Linked DNA regions of Homo sapiens: region 1 is linked to region 2. Evidence: chromatin contacts called from ENCODE Hi-C or POLR2A ChIA-PET data. All regions are on one chromosome and are shown on one strand. Each heading gives the region's core, a stretch centred on a gene start or an enhancer-like site at or near the end of the contact. The rest is flanking DNA. Distances are from core to core; before and after follow the strand shown. Region 1 overlaps SLC6A6 (solute carrier family 6 member 6). Region 2 has its middle 63 kb from the start of LINC01267.

Region 1 (5,660 bases), core at 2,384-4,883, 150 kb before region 2:
GTTTCTCAGCAAACCTCTTGGTTAAGCAAACTGATCAGCGGGTTGGGCAAGCAGCTCCTAGAGTCCCAGAACAGGGGCAAGAAGAGACCTGGATGACATCCATTCTACAGGTGGGGAAAACTGAGGCCTAAACAACTCCCTGCCCACTAGGCTTGCTGTGGAATCAAGTGCCTGGCTGGACCCCTTGCCCCGCCCTTTCCACAGCAGGCATCTCTCTCCTTTCCTCACTTTTCTGCCCATTCCAGAGCCAGATTCTGGGCTGAGGCCATGACTAAGCTGTGTGACCCAGAGCAAGTAACAACCTCTCTGTGCCTCCGCTTCCTCACTGGTAAAAAATGAGGGTAAAAACAAGACCAGGGACTAAGCAGGATGCTGCCTAATGTTATTCAGCACACAGCCCAGCACATACCAATTGATCAATAAATAGTAGCTTTAAAAAAAAAAAACAGCCACATTGCAATTCTATTATACTTTGTGGCAACCATTCTACCCTGTGTTTGTTTTAAAAAAAGAAAAAGTGGGCCAGGCGTGGTGGCTCACGCCTGTAATTCCAGCACTTTGGGAGGCCGAGGTGGGCAGATCACTTGAGGTCAGGAGTTCAAGACCAGCCTGGCCAACATGGTAAAACCCCATCTCTACTAAAAATACAAAAAAAAAAAAAAAAAAAAAATTAGCCAGATGATGTGATGCACTCCTGTAATCCCAGCTACTCAAGAAGCTACGGCAGAAGAATCGCTGGAATCCGGGAGGCGGACACTGCAGTGAGCCAAGATCGCACCACTGCAGTCTAGCCTGGGCGACAGAGCAAGACTCCATCTCAAAAAAATAAAATAAATAAAATAAAATAAAATAATAAATAAATAAATAAATAAGAAAAAGTGGATGGTTAGAGGTATTGGGGAATTGCTGGTCAAAAACCACAAAATTTCAGTTATGTACGAGGAGTAAGTTTGATAGATCTATTATGTATGTCATGGTGTCATGCTGATTAAAATTAATAACATATTGTATACTTGAAAACTGTTGAGAGTAGATTTTAAGCGTTCTCACTACACACAAAAAATGCTTAGGAAGCGAGGTGATACGTAAGTTAATTGGCTTGATCCAGTCATTCTACAACATACGCAGATGTGAAACATCATGTTATACACCATAAATATATACAATTTTTATTTATCAATTTTAAAACTTCCAGCCTGGGCAATATGGCAAAACCCCATCTTTACAAAAACTACAAAAATTAGCTGGATGTGGTGGCACATGCCTGTAGTCCCAGCTACTCGGGAGGCTGAGGTGGGAGGGTCACTTGAGCCTTGGAGGTCAAGGCTGCAGTGAGCCATGATTGCCCCACTGCACTCCAGCCTGGGTGACAGAGCGAGACCCTGTCTCCAAAAAAAAACAAAAAAAGTTACTTTTAAGAAAAAGATAGCTGTGTTTATTAAGCACTGACCATATACACAAGCAGAATATGCATCTTTTTAAAAAGAGCACTGACTACAAGCACATTTTCATTTTCTTAGCTAATCCCCTCAGTGGGTGCTGCTCCCATCCTTCCTGTGCTGATAAAGCACAGAGATGTGAAGTCACTTGTCCACAGTCACACATGAGGAAAAGGCCACTTAAGCTCCAAATGCCCCCCAGGTCTGTCTTGGCCTCTGAAGTCCATGTTCTCAACTACTGTAGCTGCTATGGATCAAATGAAATGGGGTCTGGTGTCTTTAAGGAGCCAGCTGCAAGCCGGCTGACAAACTGGGGAACTAGGCAAAGGCAAACAGGGAAGTGAAGGGCCACATGATGGAGACGGGGCTCAGGAGGCTGGACAGGGCCTGGGGAGCAGTCAGTGCCAAGGGCCACAGGGCTGGGCCAGGCCAGCTAATGAAACAGCACAGACTCAGGCAGGACAGATGGCGTGCTGGACTGGAGCCCTCCTCTAGCAAACAGGGAACTCTGATGGGGCTCCCTGGACCACTGTCTCCATAGATTCTGGGCTAGGTACAGGCTCAGTGAGCAGGATGGCCAGGATCTATTAGTGATGCCTGCCAAGGGCACTCTCCTTGGCCCTAGTGTTTAACAATTAAGCACCAAAAAAAAAAAAAAAAAAAAAAAAAAAAAAAAAAAAAAAAAAAAAAAAAAGGGAGTTGTTGTTAAGAGTGCTATTCCTGGGTGGGCGTGGTGGCTCACACCTTTAATCCCAACACTCTGGAAGGCTGAAGTGAAAGGGTGGCTTGAGGCCAGGAGTTCCAGATAAGCCTGGGCAACACATTTGGACCCTGTCTGTACAAAAAGTTAAAAAAAAATTAGCCAGGTGTGGTCACGTGCGCCTGCAGTCCCAGCTACTCAGGAGGCTGCGGTAGGAGGATCACTTGCACCCGGGAGTTGGAGGCTGCAGTGAGTTGTGATCATGCCACCTCACTCCAGGCTGGGTGACAGAGCAAGACCCTGTTTCTAAAAAGATGAAAAAATAATAATAATAAAGTAGAAGCTCTTTCCATCACTCTAAGTGGAGTAGCTGTTTTAAGTGGAAATTAATCAAAGCCTTTCTTTTTCTCTTTTATATATATTTTAAAAGTACACCTTTAAGAGATTGAATCATTGAATTGTATCATGAGGTCTGTATCTGTTGGTTATCTGCTCCCAAGGAAAGGCTAACTCAAGCGTGGCGAGCTCCAAAGCCTCCAGAGGCCTGGTGGGCAAAGGACAGGAGTCCACTGGGGTGGGGAGGTCGCAGGGAAGAGTGGGAACCAGGGGACAGGAGGAGTCTGGACTCTCACAGGCAGCTCTCCTTAGCTCCCACTACTGCAGGTGCCTTCGGGACTGGTGCCCACTGGGGCTGGATCCTCCAGCTTCTCAAGAGATGTTGAAATCTGGTTTATATGCACACACACATTTTTCAGTTTCTAAACCACCACCTGGGTCAAACACAAACACAGAGGGGGCCAGACTCAGCCTGTGGCCAGTCTGCTCTCTTTGGTCACACTATTGCCCCCAGGTCACCTAAGGTGGCCGTGGCAAAGGGAAGAATGGGCTCGTGCGGAGATGCTGACCAGGCTGGCCTACAGCCCTGATGGCTTGTCCCGGTGAGGTCATCCAGGAAGCCAGGCATTGTTTTGCCCGGAACAAAGCCGAAACAATGAGCAAAAATATTCTGGTCGTAGTGAAAGTGAATTCTGTTGAGGAAATCGTTTCAGCATGCCGTCTCTGGGACAGGGGCTTGTTATCTACCTGGGGTTCAGCATCCTCGGGTGAGGTCCTCCCCTCTCCTGATTTAACTGCAACCTCCACCCCACCAAAGTACGGGTCTACCCTCAGAGACCCCCGACCTCCGCTAGAAGCCTCCTGCCTGGATCACACTAAGCCCTGCAGAAAAGCCTCTACCTCACCCCCGGCCTCATCAGCCTTGCCTTTCACAGATCAGGAGACTGAGGCTCAGAGAAGGGGGAAGCCTTATCCCAGGTCCCACAGCTACAGGACAGTGGGCCAGGATTTGCACCCACGTCCCAACTCCATGACCTTGGTGCCACCCTGGGGCAAGGTGACCTCTGGATGGGGACCAGCCAGACCACGTAGTTCTTCTTAGTCTGTGGTTTGCTGGGGAAGAGTGGATGACAGTGAGCAGGTTTTGCAAAGAACAAGCCTCTGGAACAACGCCGGGGGTGGCGAGACACGGTATGAGTCTAATAGACAGCCAACTTGTCACCTTCCCCTCATAAAAACATTGGCAGGTGAACATAAGGTCTGGGGACTGGGTCCAAACTGTTTTATCATCTCCTTGGAAGTGGCAGGACCTGGCCCAAAGCCCCAGAGAACCACAGTCTGGCAGCAGAGGAGAGGCAGCAAGGAGAGTGCCACCGTGCCAGTTGCAGGGGGAGGGGTGGAGGCACGGCAGGCTCCCGGTGGCAGGATGGCCTGAGAAGGGCCAGGATGAGGCAGGGTGGCTGGCGCTGCCCCAGATGAAGGTGTTTGAGGCACACACCATACTCCAAACGGAGGTGCCCCACAGCAGAGCCCAAGCAGCTAAGTCGGGGAAAGGGCAGTGGGCGAGGTCAGAAAGCTGGGTCATGCAGGCCAAGTCACTTCCCCTCTGCATCTCAGAGGTCCAGGGTTAGAACAAAGGTTTGAGTGGCTTTGGCAAGCAGTGGCTGTTAACTCACCCTACTATGTGCCAGGCACTGCTCTAGGAACTGGAGACAGTGGGTGAGCCCTACCAAGCTGACCTGCAGAAGGGGAGATAGACACTAAACACATAAATGAGCAATTATTTATGACAGTGCCCAGCACACAGAAAACAACAAAGTAGGCCCCTCTGCGGAGGTGACATTTCATAACAACAGCAGCTCGCTGAGGACTCACTGTGGGCAGGCCCTGTGCCAAGCCCTTTCCAGACACCAACTCACTCACTTACTCCTCACCAGCCCGGATGATGGAAAGAGGCCCAGAGAAGTAAAGCCACTTGCCCAGGGTCATACAGCTGGATTCAAACCCAGAAGCTCGGCTCTAGGGAACAAGCTTTTAGCCACACTGAAGCTGAGGCAAAGAACTGGGGGCAAAGAACTGGGGGAACACTGTTCTAAGAGCAGAGAACAGCAGGTGTAAAGAGGGCCATGGTGCACATAGTGAAGAAACAGAAAGCCAGAGTGTGGCAGAGAGGAAGAGGGGACGGGGCCCCCAAGGCCAGAGTTAGAACCTGGATTTATCCCAAGTTTTGTGCTGCCCCAGTGAGGGCTCAACGCTTTTGGCTAAAAGCCCTGGATTGTCCCTGACCACCAACCCTTCCCTTCTACTCTGAAAGGGAACTTAAGGGCCCATGTTGGGTTTTTCCCTGCAGGTACTTATGACTTTTTTTTTTTTTTTTTTTTTTTTTTGAGACAGAGTCTAGCTCTGTTGCCCAAGCTGGAGTGCAGGGTGCGATCTCAGCTCTCTGCAACCTCCGCCACCTGGGTCCAAGAGATTCTCGTTTCTCAGCCTCCTGAATAGCTGGGATTACAGGTGCCTGCCACCACGCCCAGCTAATTATTTAGTATTTTTAGTAGAGATGGGGTTTCACCATGTTGGCCAGGCTAGTCTCAAACTCCTGACCTCAAGTGATCCACCTGCCTTGGCCTCCCAAAGTGCTGAGATTATAGATGGGAGCTACCGTGCTCAGCTAACACTTTCTGGTGGGGCCTGTAGAGTCGTTAACCCCACACCTCGGCCGCCTGGGTTCCTCACCATGAGCTGAGAACCTGCGGGGTGGGTGGCCAGAATGTCTTCCCCTTGACCAAGGACCTAACACCTAAGACTGGTGGCACAAACACAACATCCTTGTGCAGGAAGCCCAAACCCTGCCGGCTCCATGGGTGAAGCCATGCTTTGAAAGGAACAGGGTCACCCTTTGCTGTAATGTGCTCTTGGGAAGTCATCTGCCCACTCTGCTCTGAGCAGGCACTCGCTTACCTGGGGCAATTCTCTCTGGGGGAGGTGGCGGGAGGGAACAAAAGCTCTGGCTGACTGAGCACCTGCTACACACCTGGCCCAGGGCCATCACAGGGGTACTGGGTCACCGTCCCACCTTCACAGCACTAACGTCCCACCTTCACAGCACTAACGACTAGAGAAGGAGGGAGGGGCTCGTTTTGTTAAAGAAACAAAAATTATTCTACAAGTTCAGAGGAAGGACAAGG
Region 2 (5,426 bases), core at 2,199-4,698:
TTCAACTTAAAGTCATCAGCTGCACTAGCCCCTATACAAGAGAGTCAGCCTGTCCTTTGAAGCTTTGTAGTCAGGCGTTAACTTCTCCTCTCCAGCTATGTAAGTCCTAGATGGCATATTCTTCCAGTGAAGGCTGTTTCAGCTATATTGAAAACCTGTTGTTAGTGTTGCCACCTTCATCAATGCTCTTAGCTAGTAGATCTGGACAACTCGATGCAGTTTCTACATCAGCACTTGCTGCTTTTCCTTGCACTTTCATGTTACAGAAATGGCTTCTTTCCTTAAATCTCTAAATCAACCTCTGTTAGCTTCCAACTTTTGTTTTGCAGCTTTCTCTCCTCTCTTGAGCCTTCATAGAATTGATGAGTAAGGGCCGGGTGTGGTGGCTCACACCTGTAATCCCAGCACTTTGGGAGGCCGAGGCAGGTGGATCACTTGAAGTCAGGAGTTTAAGACCAGCCTGGCCAACATAGAGAAATCCCATCTCTAATAAAAATACAAAAATTAGCTGGGCGTGGTGGCACGTGCCTATAGTCCCAGCTACTTGGGAGGCTGAGGCAGGAGAATCACTTGAACCGGGAGATGGAGGTTGAGGTGAGCTGAGATTGTGTCACTGCACTCCAGCCTGGGCAACAGAGCGAGACTGTGTCTCAAAACAAACCAACAAACAAACAAACAAACAAACAAGAATGGATGAGTTACGGCCTTGCTCTGGATTAGGCTTTGGCTTAAGGGAATGCTGCGGCTGGTTTGATCTTCTGTCCAGACCACTCAAACTTACTCCATATCAGCAACAAGGCTGCTTCACTGTCTTATTGTTTGTGAATTCACTAGAATAACACTTTTAATTTCTTTCAAAGACTTTCCTTTGCATTCACAATTGGCTAACTATTTGGCACAAAAGGACTCACTTTTAGTCAGTCTTGGCTTTCGAGGTGCCTCCCTCACTAAGCTTAATCATTTCTAGCGTTTGGTTTAAAGTGAAAGATGTATGGCTCCTTCTTTCACTTGAACACTTAGAGGCCATCATTGGCCTAACTTCAATACTGTTGTGTTTCAGGAAATAGGGAGGCCTGGGGTGAGGGAGAGAGATGGAGGAACAGCCGGTTGGTGGAACAGGCAGAATACACATATTGATAGATTAAGTTCACGTCTTACATGGGCACAGTTCATGGTGCCCCTAAACGATTGCAATAGTAACATCAAAGATCACTGATCACAGATCACCGTAACAGATATAATAATACTGATAAAAGTTTGAAATATTCTGAGAATTACCAAGACGTGACACAGAGACACAAAGTGCACATGCACTGTTGAAAACAATGGCGCCGAGAGACTTGCTCAACACAGGGTTGCCAGAAACCTTCAATTTGTAAAAAACACAATGTCTTTGAAGTGCCATAAAGTGAAGCCCAATAAAACAATAAAGGCATGCCTGTCATGCAGATGCTAGGTAAACATTTGCCAAATTAATGAATGATGAAAGAGCCTTGTAAGCTGTAAAGTGCCATTCAAATTCCTTAGTCCAGCTAACAGCCGGCAGAAGCCAAACCAATTCATTGGAGTGCTCACATAGCAGATTTTTTAAAAGCGTGGCTTGAAGAAGGGAAGTAAAAGCTTGTCTGCAGCAGCGGCAGAGTCTGCAGGCCTCCCCAGAGGGTGGGGTGGACTGTGAGAAGGCCGTGGTCATTCAGCCTCCACTCACAGCCTCAGGAATGAGGACTCCCTGCCTCTGGAGGCAGTGGCTCCTTGGTCATCTAAACTCTCTCCCACCCCTGACTCCCATGCTGGCTTCATGTTTTTCTCCCAGGGTCAAAGAGAAGAGGATCCAAGCCAACAGACGGATATTCAGAAAGATGAGACAGGGGGAAGGTTAAGTCATCCCAGCCTTGAGAACAGAAAGAACAAGATGTTCAAAGCTCTCTGCAGAGCAAGCAAGGGGATAAGGAAAAGAGTGGGAAGTCATCTAGTGGAATATGAGAGAAATGTGGACAAAAGGAGAGGCAATCCGTGGAGAGAAAAAGCGGGGGAGTGGGGAAGGATGAAGCTGAGAGGGGCTCCTAAGCGTGGAAGGTGCTGACCTCTCCATTCTCACAAAGTGCGGTCATTCATCAACACCCTCTGTCAGACACCCGCCGTTTGGACTACAGTAGTGAGCAAGACAGACAAAAATCTCTGCCCTTGTGGAGCTTAAATTTTGGTGGTGGAGACAGAAAATAAGCAAGCAGAGGATGAAAGTGTATGAAAGCAGTAAGGACAATGCAGAAAGTTGAAGTAGAGTGAGGTGGTTGGAGGCACCAGGGGCTATTTTCCATCTAGGAGGTGACATTCATGCTGAGACATGAATGAGGATAAACAGCCAGTCAAGGAAAGATGAGGGAAGAGTGTTCCAGGAAGAGGAGTGGTGAGTGCAAAGTCCCTGGGGTAGGAATGGGCTTGGTGTGTTCAAGGGAAGGAGTAGAGTGAGCCCAGAGAGTGTGGCAGGGCATGAGTGGGACTGGGGGGCAGGGCGTCAGACACAGGATTTTTAGTCAGGGTAACAAATTGGAATTTTATTGTAAGTACATAGGGTTTCAAAGAAAATATCACATTCCAGTGTCCACACTGCCGGGGTGCTTTAAAAGTAGTGTTGAGAGAGAAATCAATCATTCATAGAGGGTTCGTTGTGAGCCAGGCTCTGGAGCAGGGTCTCTTGCAGCCTTTTTTCCATGTGATTCTTACTGGTAACAGAACTAGAAAGCCGCTGAGTTCAAGTCTGGCATGTGTTCTACTATAACACAACTTCACAGCCTTTCCTCAAATGAATGTGGATTCCTTACAGTTAATAAAGTGCTTTTATATGCACCTTACCTCATGCGCTCTTACAGAGTGCTGTCACCTCTTTGCAATGGCCTTTGCAATGTTTCTGAGACCTTGAATGATGAGTCACAGCTCTGCAGCTGTTCTTTATCCTCAGCTTTCAGCAGCTTCTCTCTAAACAGGATCACTATTGATGTGAACTCGGAGTTGGATACAGTCAGCATCCGTGGAAGTTAGAGGCAGGTCACTGTGAGCCCATGTGGTGTCTTTGCTCAAATCAGAAAATGACTCCCTTTGCTCAAGATACTTCTAGCTTCCAAAAAAGTTGTAATAATTATTTTGTTAGAGTGTCCTTTGCAGCCATCTGCAAATAAATTACCTCTTTATGTATGTGAACCTACACTATTTTTGATATGAGAGAGGCCCACTTAAATGCAGCGACCTTGTGGAAGGCAGAACCTGAATGACTTTCATGATTTTCTACACCCCTGCACAAAATGTTTAGAACAGCAAAGCTATGAGTCCACGCAGAAAGGGAATCCATCTGGAAATGGCCACACTAGGACATATGCATGAACACATGCGATACCCTGGGGGTGACCATGACTGTCCAGGTTTTCCTAGAGCTGCTCCCCTTCACAGGACATTCAGTTCTGGTTCCCTCTCCCACATCAGCATGCTCTCCACCCCTCTGTAACACTGCCCCCATCCTAGTCACATTATGCACCTGCTCCAGGGTATGAAATGGGTTGAGCAATACTGGGTCCTTTTACAGTTCTCCTGGGATTGTGAGATGAAGTCCCTGAACTGTGCCCTGGGAAAAATCCCCCACTGTGACCCTGGGTGGTATTGGTCTCCAACACTCACCACACCCACGTTCCCCTGTGTGGCCAGCACCACTTCTAATGCCAGGGGGCGCACCTTTGAATTCTTCCAGCTCCTAAATTTAGAAACATGGATTAAATCTAAATAAATGGATAGTTATGTAACTTCTTGTCCCTTTTCACTACCCCCTCCCCTTGGAATAATCAGCCTTAATCAGCTAATGATGGGGCCCTGAATACAACCCCAATCCCCTGGGAAGCTATTGGGCTTACATAAGGAGTGACATTGGCTGGTATGCTTTAAAATACATTCTCTCATTCTGTCTTCTCTCTCTTTTTTCTCTTTCTCAATCTCTCCTACTCACCCATACATTCTGACACAGACACACACACACACATGCACACACACACACTCTCACTCCCCCAAACATGTCCATCAAGTGCTGAAGATGCTTAGCTAGCCTGGGATCAACTATATGCAAGCTGAGAGAAAGGGTTTACTCCTCAGGAGGTTCAAACTTATCACCTAAAAATAAATCACCTAAATCTGTAAATGACAGCTCATGCAGGAAGGAAGGGGGCTCTTTGCCATAGAATTATAGACTGTTTGAGGAAAAAGGGAGGGTCATTTGAGAACTTCCTAATCATCAGAACTGTCCAGCAATGGAATGGCTACTCTCAGGAAACAGTGAGCTTCCCGTCACTGGAGGTGAGTAAGCAGAAGTTGGGGATAATGGATAAGGATTCTTGCAATGAGCAGAGGCTGAATGGTAGCTTTTATGCAGGATCTGCTATGTGCCAGAAACTGTGCTCTAAAGGTATCGTAATGAGATGACAAAAAAGATTCATCTCACATGCCAAATCCTACCTATTGGGAGTGGCTGCCTGGAGCTCTGGACATACAGAAGATTCTGAGGGTCAGTGAGAAAGAATATCTTGAATGATTAGCAGTGTCTGTCATGGCTGCAGGATAAGCGAACAGAAGGTATCGATATGCTATTTGCCAATGATTTATTTTACTGTTTATTAATCCCTTTGTTGACGAGGAAACCGAGATTCAGAGGTCTGCGGTTGGTAAGTGGCAGAGCCAAGATTTGGACCCAGTCTAGCCAAAACCAGTCTGTGCTCATGGCCACTATACTATTCTTCCCCTCAATGACGTGAGGAATGGCGCTGGGGCTGCGTCCCTCATTTGCAAATGCTGTTGGCATGTGAGTTTTAGCCTCTGAGCTGTGGGTTCCAGAAGGTCATCTACTGGATCTGAAGGCTGACCCAAGGAGAAGACACACGTGCCACTCTCTGAGCCAGGACAGACTCCCTCCGTCCACCACCCGGCTCTGACTCCCAGCAACACTGGGAAGTGGGCCTGCCATGGATGATCAACACTGGGAAGTGGGCCTGCCATGGATGATCAACACTGGGAAGTGGGCCTGCCATGGATGATCAACACTGGGAAGTGGGCCTGCCATGGATGATCAACACTGGGAAGTGGGCCTGCCATGGATGATCAACACTGGGAAGTGGGCCTGCCATGGATGATCAACCTCACAGCACAGATGAGGAAACCGGGGCAACCAAGTATAGGCCATCTCTCCTCCTTGGATCCTGTGCTTGGTGGCACGTGAAAGCCCAGCGTTCCTGGCCAGAGAGCACATTCGACAGCAAATGCAGTGCAGAGGGACCCAGCAGGCACCTTGAGCCACAGCAGCCACTTCTCAGCCCAGCTGCTTCCTGCCAGCTCCCTGAGGCCATTAGCACCATGCCATGAGTCTTCTGATCGGGTTTCAGGCAGCCCCCAGT

What was found. A loop is a pair of places that touch in the nucleus more often than their neighbours do. ChIA-PET counts read pairs that join two places held with the same protein, here RNA polymerase II (POLR2A). Pooled maps may share reads with other maps.
Region 1: a pooled map of gastrocnemius medialis shows a loop between it and region 2 (5-fold over the local background). The contact joins two enhancer-like sites. A Hi-C loop is called at or near these places in 3 of 50 pooled maps. POLR2A ChIA-PET finds 5 or more read pairs at or near these places in 4 of 52 experiments (AG04450, B cell, H1 and 1 more).

Annotation. Positions count from the first base shown.
Region 1 is chr3:14,433,005-14,438,664 of GRCh38, reverse strand. All of the region lies in intron 2 of SLC6A6 (solute carrier family 6 member 6), which reads right to left. Among named protein-coding and RNA genes, the nearest start is that of SLC6A6, 33 kb to the right of the region's middle. RefSeq lists enhancers at 2,243-3,154, 3,155-4,066. Within about 2 kb of position 3,633, at least 14 of the 41 ENCODE cell types and tissues checked have a DNase peak (open chromatin) inside an H3K27ac peak, as active enhancers do.
Region 2 is chr3:14,287,263-14,292,688 of GRCh38, reverse strand. No RefSeq gene overlaps it. Among named protein-coding and RNA genes, the nearest start is that of LINC01267, 63 kb to the left of the region's middle. RefSeq lists enhancers at 200-900, 901-1,602. Within about 2 kb of position 3,448, at least 2 of the 41 ENCODE cell types and tissues checked have a DNase peak (open chromatin) inside an H3K27ac peak, as active enhancers do.